Linked DNA regions of Homo sapiens: region 1 is linked to region 2. Evidence: chromatin contacts called from ENCODE Hi-C or POLR2A ChIA-PET data. All regions are on one chromosome and are shown on one strand. The core of a region is the stretch at or near the end of the contact, and the rest is flanking DNA. Distances in the headings are between cores, read along the strand shown. Region 1 overlaps RPTOR (regulatory associated protein of MTOR complex 1). Region 2 overlaps RPTOR (regulatory associated protein of MTOR complex 1).

What was found. A loop is a pair of places that touch in the nucleus more often than their neighbours do. ChIA-PET counts read pairs that join two places held with the same protein, here RNA polymerase II (POLR2A). Pooled maps may share reads with other maps.
Region 1: a loop to region 2 is called in a pooled map, with 9 times the contacts of the local background. The contact joins two enhancer-like sites. A Hi-C loop is called at or near these places in 1 of 168 maps with a recorded cell type or tissue (B cell), 17 of 37 single-sample maps with no recorded cell type and 9 of 50 pooled maps. POLR2A ChIA-PET finds 5 or more read pairs at or near these places in 2 of 52 experiments (H1 and activated CD4-positive, alpha-beta memory T cell).

The regions. Positions count from the first base shown.
Region 1 is chr17:80,872,607-80,879,418 of GRCh38, forward strand. All of the region lies in intron 13 of RPTOR (regulatory associated protein of MTOR complex 1), which reads left to right. Among named protein-coding and RNA genes, the nearest start is that of CHMP6, 120 kb to the right of the region's middle. RefSeq lists enhancers at 671-1,630, 4,719-4,768, 5,986-6,585. Within about 2 kb of position 4,870, at least 4 of the 41 ENCODE cell types and tissues checked have a DNase peak (open chromatin) inside an H3K27ac peak, as active enhancers do.
Region 2 is chr17:80,719,631-80,726,278 of GRCh38, forward strand. All of the region lies in intron 4 of RPTOR (regulatory associated protein of MTOR complex 1), which reads left to right. Among named protein-coding and RNA genes, the nearest start is that of RPTOR, 180 kb to the left of the region's middle. RefSeq lists enhancers at 1,178-2,377, 6,142-6,648. Within about 2 kb of position 1,646, at least 6 of the 41 ENCODE cell types and tissues checked have a DNase peak (open chromatin) inside an H3K27ac peak, as active enhancers do.

The sequences.
Region 1 (6,812 bases), core at 3,620-6,119, 160 kb after region 2:
AGACAGTTGTATCAGCTGCCTCCGGGTTGCCAAGAATGAAATGAACAAAAGAGAGAGGAACCCGGAGGGGGCTGTCTGCCCAGCCATCCCAGTTCCAGGCTCTTTTCGCCTGCACCCAGGCAGACTAGACCGAGCCCTGGCAGGGGTGACGGCTCGCCCTTTGCAAGATGGATGGGCACAACGGGGCCCTGGCAGGTGGAGGTAGCACGGCAGGCTGTGCCGAGGGCGACCACAGAGGCTGTCTCTGTGTGGCAACTTCAGGGCCCCATGATTGATGGTTAGGCTGCTTGGAACCTGATCAAATCTCAGCTCAGCCTGCTGGGTGTGAGCAAGGGAGAGGGGATGGGGAGCCTGGTCAGCCTAGAGCGGGCCCCCCACCACTGAGGAGGCCCCGGGGGGGACCCCCAGCCTGACTTCTCCCTGCTCATGGCTGGCTCCTGTCCCACACTCTTTCGCTACTGTATTTCCTCTTCTTAGTATTAGAATTTGGATGAGAAAGGCACCACAGTTTTGACCTGAGGTCAAGGCTGGGTTCGTTGCAGGTCCAGAAGGCTGCAGCTCAGACACCTACTCTAGCCAGAAATGCCCGGGGCTCTGTGCGGTTCCAAGGGCTCCTTTGCCAGCCCTGCCACTGGGCACAGGGAGCCCCTCCACTACTCACCGCAGACAGAGCAGCTCTCCAGTGGGAAGCAGGTCCTGGGAGTGATTGGCATACGTGATCTGGAATTGTGATGTTTCTCCACAGCCCAAACATGGGTTCTTTTATTCATTCATCCAACATTTACTGAGCGCCTAATAGGAACCAGGACGTGCTGCCTCCTGGGACTAATAAAGACTAATAATGCATGTTTTTGTCCTCACAGAGCTGAAATCTAGCCCGGAAGGTGGAGGGTGGAAATGGCTAACTCAAATGCAGCAGCTTGGGAAGTGCAGTCCAAGTCCCTGCAAAGGGTGGGGAGAGAAGCCTTTGCAGAGGCTGTTGCCCGGGGACAGGGCCCCAGGCGGAGAGGACAAAGGCCCAGCAGGCAGAGGGAGCTCACCACATTCCCAAAGCCGCAAAACAATGAGCTCGGTGTGCCCCAAAGTCTGAGGAGCTGAGGAGAAAGGGGAAGATGAGTTTCTTTGTGCAGAGATGTTTCTCAGTCACCACTGTCACACTGCTGGGTTATTGACACCAGAATGTGAAGAATCTCACTGTCAGTGCCACATGTGGGAGGGCATTGCTTACCATGACTCAGCGTGGCCTCAGGGACAGTGCGTCAGGCCCGGCAGGACAGCACTCGGTCTGTGCTGGGGAAGTCGTGCAGACGTGCAGAGATACAGACATGTGGACCCAAGTCAGCCCCGGACTGAGCAGCGGGTACCCCAGAAGGGATGGGCAGTGGAATAAGGATTACATGTAGGGGCAGAGGACGTCTCAGTCTGTACCTGTCTATAGCATTTTAATGTTTGAGCCTTGATACCTACAAATTTTAGGACAGGTTTGAAAAAGATTGAAAAAGATGGAAAGCATGCCAGTGATTTTGCTATGGACATCAGATGCAGCATTCAGGGCCACTGTAGACGTGGGTATGTCTGGCCTGAGAATAACTAAAGGGCTTTTTTTTTTTTTAGACAGTCTTGCTCTGTCACCAGGCTGGAGTGCAGTGACATGATCTCAGCTCACTGCAACCTCCACCTCCCGGGTTCAAGCGATTTTCCTGCCTCAGCCTCCCAAGTAACTGGGACCACAGGCGCGTGCCACCACGCCCAGCTAATTTTTGTGTTTCTAGTAGAGATGGGGTTTCACCGTGTTAGCCAGGATGGTCTCCGTCTCTTAACCTCATGATCCACCCGCCTCGGCCTCCCAAAGTGCTGGGATTAGAATTAACCATTTACAGAAAATCAATGTGTCTATATTAATATATATATTTATGTTGAAATATCTTGCCTCACTTGGCGAGTGGGGAATACACTGTGCCTGGGGGTGAAGGTCTGAGGCGGAAAGCTTGTCTTGCACTGCTCGGTGGATGTTCTGCTGAAGTCGTGAAGAGCAGTGAGCTCTTGTGACCGGTAAACAGAAATCCCTGCTTCGGTATCATTTCCCCAGGCATTAGCAGTTTTATTGGCACCCACCATTGTGAAAACGCTGCACATATCAACATCTCAGCACAGCCCTCCATCTGCCTGCAGATGACTTCCCCGGTAGCATCCTCACGTTACGGTAACACACCACCGAAGGCTCACTCAGGAGCTGTGTTCTTGTTGGAAACTTTTTTCCTTCCCAGCACCCCGCTCATAACAAGGGCTAAACTCTTCTACCCAGTGGACATGAAACACGGCCCGTATCTCTGTGATTGTCTCTGTGTTCACGTCAGAACGCACGTGGTAGGGTATTTGCGTGAAATCGCGCGTGGTAGGGTGTTCGCGTGAAATGGCTCAGGGCTTGGCTCATCATCCTGCCTCCTTATGCCTTCCCCGTCAGGCACGGTGGTCTGTTAGCCTGGGCGTAATTCTTGTGTTCCTGCTTCTCCATAAAATAATCCTTAAAATCTTTGTTAAGGAGAATAAAGGGAGGGTCTCTTCCCATGGCATCTTTTGCCAGAATATTCAGAGGAAGAAAGCCCGCCCCGGCCTTACGGGTGCACCTTGTAGAAGGCAGGGCCTTGGCCAGGGGCTCCTCCTGGTCTCTGCCCCATTGTCGTGTCTGCTTGCAAACCACATCTTTAGTTGCTGCAACAACAAATACATGCTTGCATCTTCCCACTTTGTGTTTGCTCTTCTTCTCTTCTTCACCTCCCTTTTCCCCATTTAAAAAAATATAAGTTCCTGAAACCTGAGACACAGAAGAATCAAAATTGGCTTCAGTGTGTGGTGAGGGAAGGGGGCTTGCTCAGGAAAAAAAATGTCATGTTCATGCTCTTCCCACCTGCTTTCTACTCTGGCCTTCACATGTCACCACCATAGCTTGATCTGGGAGAAAACAAGCACAGCAAGATGGAGCCTGTTGAGAGGGCGGCTTTGGCAGATTCACGCTGCCGGCACCGTGCTGTTCATCTGAGCCCCGAGTCTCTGCCGGGTCTTCCACCAAGCCCCTCCGCCCAGGATGTGTGTGTCGCCTGCCGGGTCTTCCACCGAGCCCGTGCCACGCAGGGTGTGTGTGTCGCCTGCCGGGTCTTCACACCGAGCCTGTGCCACGCAGGGTGTGTGTGTCGCCTGCCGGGTCTTCCCACCGAGCCCGTGCCGCCCAGGATGTGTGTGTCACCTGCTGGGTCTTCACACCGAGCCCGTGCCACGCAGGGTGTGTGTGTCACCTGCCAGGTCTTCCACCGAGCCCGTGCCGCCCAGGATGTGTGTGTCACCTGCTGGGTCTTCACACCGAGCCCATGCCACGCAGGGTGTGTGTGTCACCTGCCAGGTCTTCCACCGAGCCCGTGCCGCCCAGGATGTGTGTGTCACCTGCTGGGTCTTCACACCGAGCCCGTGCCACGCAGGGTGTGTGTGTCACCTGCCGGGTCTTCCACCGAGCCCGTGCTGCCCAGGATGTGTGTGTCACCTGCCGGGTCTTCCACCGAGCCCGTGCCACGCAGGGTGTGTGTGTCGCCTGCCGTGTCTTCCCACCGAACCCGTGCCACGCAGGGTGTGTGTGTCGCCTGCCGGGTCTTCCACCGAGCCCGTGCCACGCAGGGTGTGTGTGTCGCCTGCCGGGTCTTCACACCGAGCCCGTGCCACGCAGGGTGTGTGTGTCGCCTGCCGGGTCTTCCACCGAGCCCGTGCCACGCAGGGTGTGTGTGTCGCCTGCCGTGTCTTCCCACCGAGCCCGTGCCACGCAGGGTGTGTGTGTCGCCTGCCGTGTCTTCCCACCGAGCCCGTGCCACGCAGGGTGTGTGTGTCGCCTGCCGTGTCTTCCCACCGAGCCCGTGCCACGCAGGGTGTGTGTGTCGCCTGCCGTGTCTTCCCACCGAGCCTGTGCCACGCAGGGTGTGTGTGTCGCCTGCCGGGTCTTCCACCAAGCCCCTCCGCCCAGGATGTGTGTGTCGCCTGCTGGGTCTTCACACCGAGCCCGTGCCACGCAGGGTGTGTGTGTCGCCTGCCGGGTCTTCCACCAAGCCCCTCCACCCAGGATGTGTGTGTCGCCTGCCGGGTCTTCCACCGAGCCCGTGCCACGCAGGGTGTGTGTGTCGCCTGCCGGGTCTTCCACCGAGCCCGTGCCACACAGGGTGTGTGTGTCGCCTGCCGGGTCTTCCACCGAGCCCGTGCCACACAGGGTGTGTGTGTCGCCTGCTGGGTTTTCCACCGAGCCTGTGCCATGCAGGGTGTGTGTGTCGCCTGCCGGGTCTTCCCACCGAGCCCGTGCCACTCAGGGTGTGTGTGTCGCCTGCCGGGTCTTCCACCGAGCCCGTGCCATGCAGGGTGTGTGTGTCGCCTGCTGGGTCTTCCCACCGAGCCCGTGCCGCCCAGGATGTGTGTGTGTCGCCTGCTGGGTCTTCCCACTGAGCCCGTGCCACGCAGGGAGTGTGTGTTGCCTGCTGGCTGCCGTTCTGCGCGTGTGTGGTTTCAAGTCTTGTTTCCTCTTCTGTTTAACGAGGCCCTTGGTCTAAGTGTGCTTGTAATTTGGGCGAGTGAGCAGCAGCCGAGAGAGTCCACCCCAGTCCCCCTAGCCAGCGAAGTGGGAGCTCCCAGGTTCCTGCCTGCGGGGAGGGTGGGGGCGGTTTGAGTTAGTGAAAATGTGTGTATTAAACAGATATGTAAATGACCCCTGCCGAGCGCTGAAAATGAAGGTATGAAAAGGCATCATCATCCGTGGTTCCCACCTGGCATAATGACCGTATCAGAACAGACATCTGGTAGTATACACCACATAGTTGCCAGACTCCGATACCAAGGGCACATCTAAGTTCTCCCACCCTGATTTGCATGCCTCAAATTCAGAATTAGTGAGATTTGAGTCAGTGATGCTTCATTACACTCTCGTGAGACATGTTTGAGGAGCTTCACCGTGAATGTGTGGGCTTCGATTTGACTTGTGGAACCTGTGGTTAAAACAAAGGAAGGTGCCTTCATTCTCAGAACCCAGTGCTTTTTCTGTTGCCCTGGCCCTCTGGGCTGAGTCTTTACGTGGACGGCGGTCGATGCATCTCAGTTTATTTGTCAAAACCTTCAGCTAAAGCCAGTTGTTGCTTGAAAACTGCCTGCTTAATTGGCCTCCTCAGCTCGGGGGAGCAGCTTGCAATCTGAGGCCGGCGCCTGGCTCCCTGACCACCCGCTCCCCATCGTGCTCAGCTCTCATTCCAGCAGCCCAGCCCATAACCCGCCTCATCAGTGTATTGATGTGAGGCAGAAACACCTCATTGTAAGAGCACCCCTGAGAAATGGCGGGGTTAGGGGCTTCTGGGCTGCATAACCAGCAGATTCCCTCTGCAAAACTGCTCCTGCCTCAGTGGGAAAGGGCCAGCTGTGCAGGGCTGCACTGGAGAGCCGTTCTCTTCTTGATCCTCAGGCATCCAGTTCTTAAAATTCCGGCCCTCTGTCCTTGCATGGCCTTCGTCCTCTGGAAAGGAGCATGCTGGGAGCTGGCAGAACGCACGCCTCACTCTGTCGATGCAGTGTCTGTCACTGCTCAGTTTCTAGGTATTGATCCTAGAAACCCATGCTCTGTGGGTCCCTCTCCAAGAAACACAGCATCCATGATTTGTACATCGCACTGCAGTTTCAGACTGCTTTCACATGCGTGGTTTCATCTCTGACTCCACGACCTGAGCACAGATTTTTTTTTTTTGAGACGTAGTCTTGCTCTGTCGCCCAGGCTGGAATGCAGTGGTGCGATCTCAGCTCACTACAGCCTCCGCCTCCCAGGTTCCAGCGATTCTCCTGCCTCAGCCTCCCGAGTAGCTGGGACTACAGGCACGCACCACCACACCCTGCTAATTTTTGTATTTTTTAGTAGAGACAGGATTTCACCATATTGGCCAGGCTGGTCTCGAACTCCTGACCTTGTGACCCGCCTGTCTCAGCCTCCCAAAGTGCTGGGATTATAGGCATGAGCCACCACGCCCAGCTGAGCACAGATTTTTAAAACTTTACCTGGGTCCCTGACTAGTAAGAGGGAGAACCTGGACTTGAAACTTAGTTTTGTTTCAAATCTTGCCCCTTTTCCTCGGGTTTTGGGCAAATACTTCCCGAAGTATTATCGTTACCCCTGAATATCCAAGGCAGGATCATTTTATTCCCTTCCAGAGCCAGCACTTGCAGAAGTGTCCCCAAGTTAGGCAGCCTGGTGTGGCTTCCGGTAACACTGCCAGCCTCAGAGCCGGCCTGTTTCCTCCAGGACGCCCACAGGACCCTCGGAAGCCCCTTCCTCTAGGGGCCCGTCCCTCCTCCTTCCCCAGGCCCCGTCCCCCGCCTTGCCCTCTGAAAGTGGTCTTCAGCACCACCCGATAAGCGGTGACTTCTCATCTTAGAAGCCTGGCTTGGGTCAGGTTCTGCGTTTCGGCTGTGCGCGCCCCGGAGCAGCCCTGCTTGTGTCTCATCATCGATGCCTCAGCTGCAGTGTGCCCCACTGTAACCCCTCCGGGATGAAAACGCAACCCACCTCTTCAGTGGGCAGCCCTCCACTTGGATCCTCGCATCCCTGGCATCATCTCCGTCCTCTGTCCTTGCTGACCCAGCTCCAACCCAGCCTGTCTGACCCGTAGCCCACCTGCCATGTCCTTCCCGGCTGCAGCTCCTGCTGGGCTCTGCAGCCCCTCCTGCCCAACGCCACCTGCCCCCGCCTGCCCTGCTCCTGCTTGCCCTTCCCCTGCCCCTGCCCCCGCCTGCCCTGCCCCCACCTG
Region 2 (6,648 bases), core at 396-2,895:
GACAGGGGTCAGCAGATTCCTCCTCCTCCTGAAGGGGGTTCTTGAATACATATCATCCAGAAGCAGGGGGTCGTGGCCCCGAAAGGTCAGGAGTGGGGGGAAGCGGTACTTGTGAACAGACAACTCGGGAGTATACATCACCAGTAAACCCCAGTCCCGTAAAATCCGTAAGGCTGCAAGCTTATTGTCATTGGTGGTGGTGTTTTTGGTACTTCCTCTGCCCTTCTTTTATTACAGTTAAATAATTATTCCATGAGCAATTCTAAATAAATATTATTTAATAGGATTTATTGGTTTTTTGTTTTTTTAATTGGGATTGTCATTATCAAATAGATGCCTCTTGTGTTGGTATACAGTTAATTGTTGCTTCTGTTGAAAGATGGATCATGGGCCGGGCACGGTGGCTCACGCCTGTAATCCCAACACTTTGGGAGGCCGAGGCGGGCGGATCACCTGAGGTCAGGAGTTTGAGACCAGCATGGTGAAACCCTGTCTCTATTAAAAATACCAAAAAAAAATTAGCCATGCATAGTGGCGGGCACCTGTAATCCCAGCTACTCAGGAGGCTGAGACAGGAGAATCGCTTGAACTGGGACTTGGAGGTTGCAGTGAGCCGAGACCGTGCCATTGCACTCCAGCCTGGACAACAAGAGAGAAACTGTCTCAAAAAAAAAAAGATGGATCATAAAGCTTTTGAAATACACTATTATCAGAAAAATACGTGATTTTTAAAAAGTGATATTTATGTCAGACCACAATTATCATTTGTTAAAATTGTTACTTTATTCGTCTTGAGAATCTAGCGGTGTCCAAGAAAAAGTTTTATGGTAAACTTGACCTTTCTTTTCTGAGAAATTCTAGCATTTTGTGTTTGCTTACAGTAGTAGAAGGCCATTAACAAAAACTCCATTTCTTTGGGAGAAGTGCTGGAAATGTTTGGAGTATTTCTTTATGAGAGCTTAAACTTTAACAAACAAATGATTTCCTTGATGCCAAGAGATACAAAACCTGAGAGTGCAGCTGCACTGACTTCGCGGGTGCCCTGCATTTAAAACCACGGTCATAGCGCTGCGGTGCCCATGCTTGAGTGCGCCCAGCATCACCTGCAGGCTCACGGAGCCACAGACTGCCAGGCCCTCCCTGAGCCTCTGCTTCTGTGGCCGTGGGTGGGGCCTGACGATTTGGCTTTCTTGGGTGTCCCACAAAATTGCTGCTGCGGCCGCTTCTGCTGCTGTCTGGGTTGTCTGCCTTTGAGAACCCCTGGTATGGACAGTGTGGTGTGAGAGGCAAGCAGGATATTCATCTTATGGTTTGGGGTCACTCTGCTTCTTACGTGTCGGGAGAGACACTTCCCCGACCCCTTGTTTTCCATCTCTAATTTTAGCCGTCTAGGGCAGAAACAGTCCCGGGTAAACACCAAGGCCTCGTGGGAGGCACCTAGGAGGTGAGGAGGGGCTACGTCTGCCGGGTCTCCAAGCAGGAGTGAGAACCAGCTAGACAAGGGGAGGCCTGGGAGTGCGAGGGGGCTCTGGTGACAGGAAGTAGTCCCCTCTGACCCGGTGACACCGTGGGGAGCAGGTGATGTGGTTCCAGTGCTCTGTCATCCTGGGGTCAGTAGGATGAAAGATGTCGTAGCAGCACAGGCAGCACTGTGGAAACTGTTCTCACGACTGTGAGTCATTGAGGCTCCTGGACGCGGCGGAAGTGCAAGCGGGAAAAAGGATGGCAAGTTGAGTAACCTCAGGGGTAAGCAAGGAGGTGTGAGAATCACTCACTTCCTCGGCAGGGCCTGCACGCACCTGGTGCAGGAGCAGCAGAAGCCATGCTGGCTCTTCCTGCTGCGTGTGCATCTGGCCCTGGAAAGAGGCACACCCAGCAGCGGGCTCTCCTGGCTCACCCGGGGCCGTCAGGGCGCTGCAGTTTGCAGGAGCATCCTTTGGGCTCTTACCTCAGTCGGTGGGGCTGGGCAGCTGGGTGTCTCCAGCCCATCATGCTGGAACATGCTGGAAGCTTCCTCAGGGTACTCGGGCTTATTTTGGTAGTCATACACATGAAATGCACTTTGGGGGAGAAGGATGAAATATTTTGGTTAATCCACTGAAAAAATGAATGTTGAGGAACACAGCCAGCTTTCCTGTTATTTATTAATAGGCTTAAGATAGCCAGAAGGACATTTCTGCTAGAAAGTTATTGCCAGCTGAAAAAGAACAAGTCTTCATTATTATCCAATTTGGTATATATATATATATTTCAGGTTTTTATGAAGCTAAGGGCAAAGGTCAGCTGCTTCCTATTCCTTGTGGATTGTGCTGCTGATGGGAACTTCCTTTGACTTCACAAATACAAGGGATTGGAAGTGCATTCTTTGTTATCTCATATGTAAGATGAGGCTTTTAACACGATTTTCTTTTAGTTAATTTTAAAATATTTTATTATAAAATTCATTTTTTTTCAAATGGTGCAGATAAGCATAAAATAAACAATAAAAGTTCTTCCTTTCCTTCCCTCCAAGCCTTTGTGTGGCACGTTCTTGGCATGTTGCAAAGTGCCGTCATCATCATCATCATCATTGAGTTTGGAAGAGGAAATGATAAGTTTTATTTTTCCCTTCTCAAATTTTTGAATTTGAGGTGTCACAGGCAATCAAATGAAAATAACCAACTCTCTGTAGAGGTGGTAGTTGCAGCTGAACATTTTTGGGACTTCAATGTTTAGGCAGTATTTAAAACCAGGGAGTTATATTTGATTGCCTGGGAGAAGATGTGGAATAAGAAGAATGGAATAGGCCCCTGACGATAAGTTTTTAAGGGGAGGGTGGAAGGGAGGGGTCCCAAGCTGGGAAACTTTGGAAGAATGAGCTGAGGCAGCCGGAGACCTGGGGAGAGAGTGTGTGTTTGAGGGGAGACGGCGCATAGATGTCAGGTGGGGCAGGAATGGAAGAGACCATGGGATGCAGCATGTGAAGAGGTGACTATGTGTTCAGTAATTTCTGGAGAGCAGTTAGGATCAAAACTAGGTTTGCATTTTTAAAAAACAATTTGAAATAATTTTAAATGTACACGAGAGTTGCAGAGGCAGCACAGAGAGTTCCTGTGTGTCCTTCATCCAGCTACCCAGTGTCAACCTCTTACATGACCTCAGCACAGCGATCAAATCTAGGAAACATATGTTGTTACAGCACTGCCAACCACACACAGCCTCCTTGGTGCCAGCAGCCTTGCCGCTGTAATCCTCTGTATGTCTTGTGGTCCAGCCCAGGCCCCCACCCACATTGGCTGCCTTGTCCTCTGGTCCTCCCAGCCTGGGATGGTTCCTCAGCTGTTCTTGTCTTTCATGACCATGACATTGTAAGATGCTGCTCAGGTGTTTTGGAGGATGTCCCTCACTTTGGGTTTGTCTGATGTGTTCTCATGATGAGATTGAGGATCAAAGTTTTGGGAAGAATAATGCAGATGGGTTATTCTCAGTGCATCAGGTTTGGGGGTGCGTGGTGTGTGTGATTCTTATTACTGCAGATACCAACCTTGATCACTAGGCTGAAGTGGTGCCTTGTGTGTTTCTCCAATGTGAAGTTGTTATTTTCTTTATAATTCATAAGCATTTGAAGGAGATACTTTGAGAGTATGCAGATATCCTGTTTCTCCTTAAACTGCCATGCCCTAATTCTAACATTCATGTGTAATTACTATCCTGGTGTTCTAATGGTGGTGCTGTACCTCCCTATTTCCTTCCACGTTTAGTAACTGGAATTCTTCTGTATGAAAGAATTGTTGCTTCTCTTGTTGTTTATTTACTTGGTTGTTTGTTTATATCCATATGGAGCCACTAATATTTATTTTACTTCTTGGGTTATAATCCATTATTATTATCATTATTTATTTTGTTACTGAAATTGTTTCAACTTTGACCACTGACACACCTTCTAGCATTTTCTCTACCACAGCCCTGGATCAACCATTTTTCCAAGGATCTTTGGCTTTTTTGAGAGTGGGATTTAGAAACCAAGATGTGGCCTCTTTGTGTGCTCGTTACTACTGGAGCATTAGTGTTACTAGGCCTAGGCCCTCTCCGTGGACTTAGCTAAGTGATGCATTTGTGTGTAGTAAGCTGTAAACACATGCATATTGATTTGCGTATCTATGTACAGGTGTGGAAACTAGATTTTAATGACTAAACAGGAGGTAAGGGACTAGGGACTGGAATAGACTAATCTTTCCAGAAGTTTGGTGATACTACTGAATAACACTGTTTTTTCTAGCTTTCTCTGTAATACAATTTTTGCAATAAATACATAGAGAGCATGTGATTAGAGGAGCCTGTCTGTTGGGGAGACCTCGAAGAAAGAACAAGGCTAAGCAGGGATGTTTAGTTTCTGCAAGAGGTAACTTATGTTTGTAGATAGGAGAAAGGGGGTTGCTGAAGAAAGTATAAATCAGTGGAGTAAAGGATGAGAAATGGGAAGGTATGAGAAGATTAATTCAGGACAGAGATACAGCATTTGACTTGGCAAGCCCAAGCACTCTTCTCTGAGACGTGGGAGGGAAGGAGAGGTGAATACAAATGTGGTGGAGCTTTGAAGCTGGACATGAGAGCTGGTTCCCCTTGGAGCCTGTCTCCTGTTAAGTGAGAAGCCAGGCCATGTCCTGAGAGGTGGGGGCCATGAGTGCCAGGATGGAAGGGTCAGGAGAGAGGAGACATGGCAACCCACCCCTTCCTCATGTTTACTGCCTGGCATAGTTGGCATTTTTCTTTATGTTGAGGAAAATGCTGCTATGATCTGATTAGTAGGTGCTAAATACCCCAGTTTGTATAAAGTAGGATGGTATCTTTGCAGGGCTAATGAAATGGCCAAATCAGGTTTGGGTAAGGCCACCTGGAGATCCATGTCCTTCAGCTGATGGCAGTCTTCCTGTGTATCCCAGCTATCCACAGAGATGCTTGCGAGTTCTACCATCGCAACAGCGGCGAGGCCAGGTTCTCCCATCCCAACAGTGGTGAGGCCAGAAATTTCCAGGCTCATCACATCTACCTGCTCAGCCTGTGGTGGGTTGGAGTTGGGGTTGGGACACCCCACCTGCCCTTCCAGAGGGCGACTGTCTGCACCTGCCCAGTGTGCCCCCCGTTCCCTCCTCTGCAGTGTCAGAGCTGCTGTGCCTGGATCTGAGGAGGGGCCGTGGGAGAAGAAGCCGCCCCCACGACACTTGCGCTTGCCTTTTCAGCTGGAGCACGGGGTGGCGGCACCGTGTCGTTCTGCCCACCTCACCCACTGGGATGCAAACTTGCTGAGGCCAGGGCTTCTTCCTGCCATGCCTTGCCACCACGCCCCTTGCCTCCCCTGGGACATGCCGTTCTCTTCTTTGTACTCATCTGTTTGGTATGTGAGGGGTTTTGCGTTTTGTCTTCTGCTCTGTAATTTAAAGGGATAAAACGCTCACATTTAACTTAAGCCAAAACCCAGTTTCAGTCTTTCCACCAGAAATCCCTGAGATGTAGAATTGTGGGAAGCTCCTTGGAGGCTGGCGGGCTGCTGGGCTGCCCCTCTGTGGGAAGACAGCCTGCAGGCTTCAGTGGGCTGGGCTCTCCCGGCCATGGCTGCCTTGGTGGCTAACTCAGGCTGCGGCGACAGACTGGTGAGGCAGGCGGACTCTTCCCCTGATGTTTAATATAACCTGACAGATAAAGTGGATTGTAATGAAGAAATTATCTAAAACCCATTTCTATTTCTTTGTTTGAAAAGAAAACATGGCCTTGAATATGATTCTTGGAGAAAAAGAAGAGACGCTTTGATTAGGAATTATTCTCTGTACTTTTAGTTTTGGATCAAGAAGAAATGAAAACCATTGGCCACAAGCTCTTGAGTGTTCCAAGCAGCCTTCCGTGTATACAGGGGGCTTTTCAATTCTGGGCTGGTGTGGGTTGGTGCAGTCAGGATGACAGAGGAATATTCCACAGGACAACGAGGAGTGACTCTACTGTGGGCGTTGTTTCTGCCCCTGCAGCCGGGGCTGTGAGGCTGCAGGCTGCCCTTTGCTGGTTTGCAGGGGCCATAATTCTGGCCTGGAGCTTGACAAACGACCCAGGACCTCTGAGATGGGAAATGAGGTCTGCATCCCGTGTTCTAATCAGGATTCGCTATCAAAGGTCATTTTCCACACTGTGGCTTAATAGAGTTGGTTTTATATTCCCTGAGGGATACAGACTTCCAAATTGTTGCAGTCTCACTAACTGTAATGTATACAGCTCATGTTTGAAAGGAAATCGCCTCTCCTCCAAGGCAGCGGTTCTCAACCAGGGAAACTTTTCCCCTCAGGGGACACTGGGACATTTGGCAATGTCCAGCAACCTGGAGATTGTCACATCTAGGTGTGGGGGTGGCTGGGTGGTGCTGCGGAAGATTGTGTGGTGCACAGGGCAGCCCCACAAGGAGCGGCCCGGCCCCAAATGGCCCTGGTGCTGAGAGGGACAGACGCCGCTCACAGAGAAGCGACCACAGAGGCCCACATCCAAGCAGGCTTCCCAGAGCAGGCGGGGCTGGGAAAGCTGTTCTGTGGCGCAGCATCCCAGTGGCTGTTACGGGGTGAAAGCCCCTCTTAGAATTTAAAGTCCTAGAGCAGAGACCAACTGGGGCCATCCATGGCCCTGTGCCGT